Regions from separate parts of the Homo sapiens genome. Here region 2 is linked to region 1. A link is a contact called in ENCODE Hi-C data. All regions are on one chromosome and are shown on one strand. Each heading gives the region's core, a stretch centred on a gene start or an enhancer-like site at or near the end of the contact. The rest is flanking DNA. Distances are from core to core; before and after follow the strand shown.

Region 1 (3,664 bases), core at 483-2,982:
GTAAAGGAATAAATATCTGTTCCCCTTCATGAAGTGTTACTGTTGGGCCTTTATGCCATCCTGAAGCCACCAGGATGTGGAACCAGATCAGGGAGGTCCACAGTTACAACCCCTTGTATCTGTAACACCAGCAGGACATTATCTACAGAGTCCTGCTGCAGGGCCCCGAATGAAGACAGCATTTTGCTGCTTTGTAGCGTGAGCAGTGCTGTAACAGTGATGCATGGATGTTCCTCTGGTGTCCTGAAAGAATGTAGGTGCTTCTTGAAAGCTCTCTGCAACTTATTAATTGGGAGTGATTATGCGATGGAGAAAACAGAGTCCCATCACCCCCTCAGTCTTCCCTGGGAAATCACAAGAGGGCTGATAGCTCTCTGTGAGGTGAACCGTTTCTAGAATCCCCACCGTCTCGTCCTGTTCTTCCGCCCACCCAGTTCCTCAAGATAGCCCCTGTGGGCTTCTGATGAAGTCACCACACCACTGGCTAATGAAGTAGATAAACCAGAACAGTTTGGTTTAACATTTAAGGTCAGAAACAGGAACTTTCTAGAGGAGAAATCAAAAAAGCAAAAGAAGTATAAGGGCAGCCCTCCAACCAGTCAGAATACCGTGACCACCTGAGAGGCCCGTGGCCCAGCGGACACGGACGCATGTCAACTCTGGAGCAGATATCTTCAGCGCAGCATCTGACCTGGGAGTACAGCCACATACCCTCATTCCTAAACGGCAGATTGACTACTGGAGTCACACACAGTCTCCGGGCAATGTGGAGACATGTCTAATATTTAGTCAACATAACTCAGGGTGCCACAGTCTTCACAACTGTTGTGAGCACTTGAGGATGCTCCATTTGAAGATAGGAATTTGCCCTCAAGCATCTGGGGTTTGGGTACAGAACAGAGCTTCCCCTGCCACCACCTGCTAATTTTATAAAATGTGCATTCAAAAAAAAATCCTGCCTGTAAGAAGGAATTAAGCTACCCATTTAAATATAACAGCTGCCTGTGCAATCTACTGCTGCTCTTTATAGGAAACGCTTAAATAATTGAGATACTTAATTGGGTTAAAGAGATCCCTAGCACATAGATGTTCTATAAATAAAAGAATGAGTAAATAATCTAGTAACCTTCCTTTTCATGTCCTTCACTTAAAGAGATCGTTCTGTTTTGTTTGCACCAATAAGATCACTGTTAGAGGACTCCAGAGAGGTTTGATTTCAGGTGGGGTGGGGCTTTCCCAAGGAAGTCCCTTTTCATTTGTTTCAGGTGTACTGCCACCTTTTTCCCTGGCTCTTTCACTAAAAATGAAAAATTTGTTGATCTTTGCTGTAAGTAGGTAGGCATCTGGGCTTTGCTTTTGCAACTAGAGTCAAAGAAGTCAAGTTATCAGGCTGATCTTGCCTTGCTATCTAGAATCAGAAAGGTTTAAGTAGCCCAGGGACTACTCAAAGACAGCTGGAGGAGAAAGGGAGAGAGAAAAATGCTTATAAAGAGGTGGGCAAAAGAGCGGGACCTTGTCTCAAAAAAAAAAAAAAAAAAGAGGAAGTGGTAGGAGGTGTCTGAATTTCACTGTGACCTGTTCTGTCAGGTGATTTTTGGTGGGGCGGGGACATGAAAAAAAAGTTAAAATGTCCTTATAAAGACAAAATCTTTTTCTTTCCTGGCTGATGATTTGTCATTCTAGTCACTTCCTGCCTTGTGACCACACACCCAGGCTTGACAAAGCTGTTCTGCAGATCAGAAAGAAGGGGTTCCTGGTCATACACCAGTACTACCAAGGACAGCTTTTTTCCTGCAAGGTAAATGTTCTTCATGTGTTTTTGTTGGTTTTAAGCGCTTGTGATGCACTTCGGCACTGTTTCTGTGGATTGTGGGTTTTGCCTTCAGGGGACCAGAGATCTGAGCATGTCACCTGAGACCTCTGTGATTCCTGCCACTGTCTAACTGGCCAGGACATCTGCCGCCACCTCGCGTGGCCATCCAAGATGGAGCACCTCGGCTCTCTGGGCTGGGTTCTTCTCAACTTATCTGCAGTTATCACCCCTGCCCAAAATTAAGGTTTCTTTTTCCTTTTAAAACCAAACCATGTTCTGGTTTATTTCTATTGCTCTATTTCACGGAGGCTATTTACTGTGATTTTATCTTCTTTAAAATGTTTTCAGGAAAAGCGCGTATTGATAATTTAGATTGTATGGCTTATTGGCCCAATGGGGGTAGTTTAATTTTAGTTCCTGCGGTTCTGTTTTTCTAAAAAACTTCTTTACAGTACTTTAGTGGATAAATTATCTAGAGTCATATGTTACTGAATGTGATACTGGTTATTTGAGTGATTTTTGGCGCCAAGGGTTTTTAATGGGTGTGCTTTATAACCACATGGAATTAGAGGTTTTCTCTTTTCCATTTGTTCTCTAAAAATAAAAGCAATTTGTATAATGCTTAATTGTAGTGTTTTTGTAGGATTGTCTGAATTATTTGTTATGCTTATGACCATATCAATGAATATTCACTCAAATTCTGGGAGAAAGGCTTTTATCTACAATAGAAATTTTTACACAGTTGATATGGGATATTTATTTCAGAAACTGCCCAAACATAGACACTTTGGATTTTGTAGTATAAGCTTTTACTTAATTACCACTATCACATAACACTAAGAACCATTGACAAATGATAACTATAAAAGCCATTCAGACTGGAAATGCGAACATTAATCAGGATGTTTATCAAAACCGAACTTTTCTTTTACACAGCAACTTGTTTTCTAAAATTACTCTGTCAGAACTATCAGTAAGCAAATAAAGGTGGCTTATCCACACACATCTTGATTTTGAATTTACATACATTTGTCATAAGTTTGGTTTCTATTAAGTATAATTGTTTAAAGAATGTCTGTGTAGACAAATTTGAATAGAATTAATCATTTACCTATAAATGTGAATTTCTGGAAACTGCAAAATGTGACCACCAATGTTACTTTGCACATCTCACCTGAATAGTTTCAAACAAGCAAAAATGTGAAACTGAGATAAGAGGGACTTGAACCCCGTAAAAGAACAGACTAAAAATATGTTGTGTCTTATTTTAAGTAAAACTATTAATGAGAATAAAATAAATTCGAATGTGAAGGAATGTCAGTATTTTTCTTATATTTACGAAGGAATAAAAAAGAACTATGCGAAAGTTAATTCAAAATATAAAGGTCCCCTGTTTAAAGTTAAGTTTACATTGCTAAAGCATCAACCCCATATGTTACAAAGATATTCCTCTTCATTCTAGCTCACCCCCAGGAACATCAGGGGAAAAATCTTCTAGGTCTTGCCCTTTGAACAAGCACTGCTGTGGTGGGATGGAGTTGTGCCTAGGAGGACATTTCCTTAGCAATCCCAGAGACCCTTTTCTTTGTAGCATTTAAATTTTTGTCTCTTTTGTAAATTATGCCTTGAAACAATTGGTAATTTGGGAAACAATTTCAGTGCTTTAACTTCATTTATAATTCTATCTCTGAACCCTTTGGGGAAGGGAAGACCAACAAGTAAAGTCTCATTTACTTGTTGTTAAAGTACCATTTAACTTGGAGAGGACAGGAAATTAATAATAGCACTCAATAATTATGAGCACGTAGTGTAAGCAGCTACTCTTTATGCATTACCTCGTTTAATCCTCTC
Region 2 (3,664 bases), core at 342-2,841, 800 kb before region 1:
TGCAAAATTTAGCTAATTCTGAGTTCGAATTGTCCTCCTACTGCCCACGTTTCCCACAGGAAGTGGACAGTATAACTTGAGGTGATGAAGCTTTGCAGTTAAGAAACTGATGGGAAACATAACAAATTTCAAGATGTTTAAGTGGTTCTTTGGGGGAGAACTCACTGTCATGAAGAATGCAAATGAAAACAGAATAATAAAATGCATGTGGAACTATTTATCTGTTTGTTCCTAAGAATAAGAGATTTTTTTATTCTTGGTATTTCTCCTGGTAATTTTTATTCCATAACTCACATTTCTGGTTTTTTTAAATGAATTTATCAACCAAATGTGATTAGGTACAGGCATGTTTTGTATCTGCAGAATCCAGGAACAACCTCTACCATTCTTATAAATCAAAGATTGGTGAGCTATCAGTACTATGGTCTGAGTATAGGGAAATTCAACTAATACATTTTGTATAAAACCAACCAGAGGCAGGAATAGGCTGTTTATAATTTAAAGAGATTCATTCAACCTATACTGACCTTTCCTTCTCTATGATATTTAAATTCACATACAACACACTTGATACTTCTCTAATAGTTACATATCTGTTAGTTTTTCTCCCCAAATTATTCAATGTTTTTGAGAGGAAACAGAATTGTTTGAACTACATTTAATGAACAAATACATTTCTCTCAAAAGACTATCAGTGCCAGGCATGGTGGCTCACACCTATAATCTCAGCACTTTGGGAGGTCGAGATGGGGAGATCACTTGAGATCAGGAGTTCGAGACCAGCCTGGCCAACATGGCAAAAACCCCTCTCTACTAAAAATACAAAAATTATCCAGGCTTAGTGGCACACACCTGTAATCACAGCTACTCGGGAGGCTGAGGCAGGAGAATCGCTTAAACCCGGGAGGCAGAGGTTGCAGTGAGCTGAGATCATGCCAATGCACTCCAGCCCGGGAGACAGAGTGAGACTGTCTCAAAAAAAAAAAATGTTTATTGAAGTTCCGATGAAAATTAATTTGGAGTAATTGAGGCAATAGAGTGAGACTCTGTCTCAAAAAAAAAGAACATTAAAATTAATTTCATACTAATTAAATCTAATGTACAAACTAAACTTAGTTTCACCTCTAATTTAGTCTTTACATATATGATTCCCAAGAAAAATACCACAGGTTACAGAAATCCAACTATTTCAGTTTCAAAGGGGGAAAAATAAGCTATTATATGACAAGCTAGTCAACAGATTCCTAAATCAGCCAGTTATTACTGATGTTATTCTTTTCAAGGGAAAGTAGACTATGCCAAAATTTTCAAAAATACAAATGTATATTTAATCCAAAATAACACTGCAATGACAATGATCTCAGTACCTCAGGATATACTCAGTAAATAAACACTTTCTGGCTGATGAATAGGTGCAGAGGTCAATAATGTGCTCCTAACAGGACTGCTCTTACATGAAAGGCATGATTCACAAGAGGAAGTTCCTGTTACTACACCCCAAAGGGTTCTCAAGGCCTGAATGCCTTCCTAGAGATACTTGTGTTTGCATGCCAAGCCATCACATAAAACTGAAAGCACAGAAAAGGTCTCACAGGTGTCTTAAAGATACAAGTACAGCAGGACAGCAGAGGTGTAGTGAGCTGGTAGCTGGACTCGGGATCTGGAAGATGGAAACAAAGAGTATAGGGTATGCCATAGGTCTCAATATTATAATGTTGGACAAAAGCCTGTGGTTGAAAAGATAATGAACATGCAGTTTAGTGACCAAAATAAGGGAGTGAATGTACGGAAAAACATTTTTCACAATGCCTACCTTACAGCATGTGCATGATAGGTGGTTTTTTAATGATTTTGTAGTATATGGGATCAGAAGCCCTGTCTGCAAAACTCCATACAAGGTCCCTCTCTCCCTGCCCATGACTACCAGCCACATTCTGAAAGGAATGGGTATGATGACCTGCAGGGGGATCGATGCCAGATACTAACAAATTATACCCCAGTGAAAATTCAGCAGAAGAGAGGAGTTCAAGATGGGAAAATCCCTTCTCATTTGGACCCACTTGGTCTCTGCAAAAAGCCATTCCTGCCACCAGCACCCAGTGGGCTGTGCTGTTCATGGGGGATACACAGCCTGGTGCTAAATGGAGCGCTGCTGCTAAAATCAGCTTATCACAGCTCTGCTCTTTTCTTCTTTTGACCAAGCTTGCATCACAGGGACCACAACAAAGAAAGGGCTTCCTGCATTTTGCAGAAGTGAAAAAAGATCAAAGATTCAGTCTGGGACAGACCTGAGAAGTTCAGTGGCCACATATACAAAGCCAAAATCGATGTACAGTCAGAGAAGGGAACCTCAGATTTGAGATTGAGACTGTGATGAAAAGTCCAGGCAATCAATCTAGGTCTGATAAATCAGTTTCCTAATTTTACAGACAGGAAAACCATATTTGAGAACTATTCCCACGTGCCTTCACCAGCCAGTAAAAGAGGGACAAGAACCCTACCTACCAGGGCCCAGTGCCAACATCTGTTCTGCCACAGTGCTATTCCTCAGAACAAGGGTTAGTGAACACACCTGGCTAGGGATGCTAAGGGCTAAGGCAAGTTCTGGTGAAGCTTCCCTGAACTTCCTGTTCCAAAACCAATCACCCTCCTCCATCCATGTAAAAGGGAAGGACACCTATTTCTAATTTCAGACCTAGCTCCCTCTATACTTTTACTCACCCCTTCTTACTGCCTTACACCAGGGAAACCCTATATTGCATAGATACACATCTATATATAATGTTGTAATTATTATTCTATGTCTTTTCAAAAGCAAAGATAATTTGTTTTAAAAAGGCAAAACTATGGAGACAGTACAAAAGCTCAGAGGTAGCTGGGGTTTGGGGATAGGGAGGAAGGAATAGGCAGAGCACAGAGGATTTTTAAGGCAGTGAAAATACTCTGTATGATACTTTAATGGTGAACACATGACATTATACATTTATTCAAACCCATAGAATGTACAACAGCAAGAGTGAGCCCTAATATAAACTGTGAACTTTGAGTGATGATAGCGATATGTCAATGTATGTTCATTGATTGTAACAAATGTACCACACGGGTGGGGGGTGTTGATAATGGAGGAGGCCAGCAGGGGAGGGCAGTGGGTATATGGGATGTCTTTGTACCTTCTTCTCAATATTGCTGTAAATCTAAAACTGCTTGAAAAAAGTAATCATCCACATTATGAACACTAATATCATGAATCACTGAAAAACTCACAGGTTTTCCTAAACCAGGGGCTTCAATAAATCAGTTCGCATTTAACATATCTATCTTCAGGTCCAAAATTTAACATGGTTCATTTGTTTATTTTCTACCTTTCACAGGAATTTGGTACAGATAGGTGGGAGGAGCAACAGATGATGGCAGTTCCATTGGATACTATATTCTTTTTAAAAAAGAAAGTAGTAGAAAATACTTAACATAAAATCTAGCCTTTTAGCAAATCTCAGTGTACAGACAGAACGGTGTGGTTTACTATATGCACATTGTTGTAGGGCAGTTCTCTTGAACTTATTCATTTTGGATGACTGCAACTCTGTATCCATTGAACAGCAATTCCCCATTCTCCCCACTCCTGGAAACCATCACTCTACTTTCTGCTTCTATAAGTTTGACT

What was found. A loop is a pair of places that touch in the nucleus more often than their neighbours do. Pooled maps may share reads with other maps.
Region 2: a map with no recorded cell type shows a loop between it and region 1 (7-fold over the local background). The contact joins the enhancer-like site here to the promoter of LCP1 in region 1. A Hi-C loop is called at or near these places in 3 of 37 single-sample maps with no recorded cell type and 5 of 50 pooled maps.

Annotation. Positions count from the first base shown.
Region 1 is chr13:46,180,245-46,183,908 of GRCh38, reverse strand. LCP1 (lymphocyte cytosolic protein 1) reads left to right here and starts at 1,732. Exons shown (of 16, transcript NM_002298.5): 1 at 1,732-1,798. RefSeq lists an enhancer at 1,640-2,069.
Region 2 is chr13:46,981,923-46,985,586 of GRCh38, reverse strand. No RefSeq gene overlaps it. Among named protein-coding and RNA genes, the nearest start is that of HTR2A, 87 kb to the right of the region's middle. Within about 2 kb of position 1,591, at least 5 of the 41 ENCODE cell types and tissues checked have a DNase peak (open chromatin) inside an H3K27ac peak, as active enhancers do.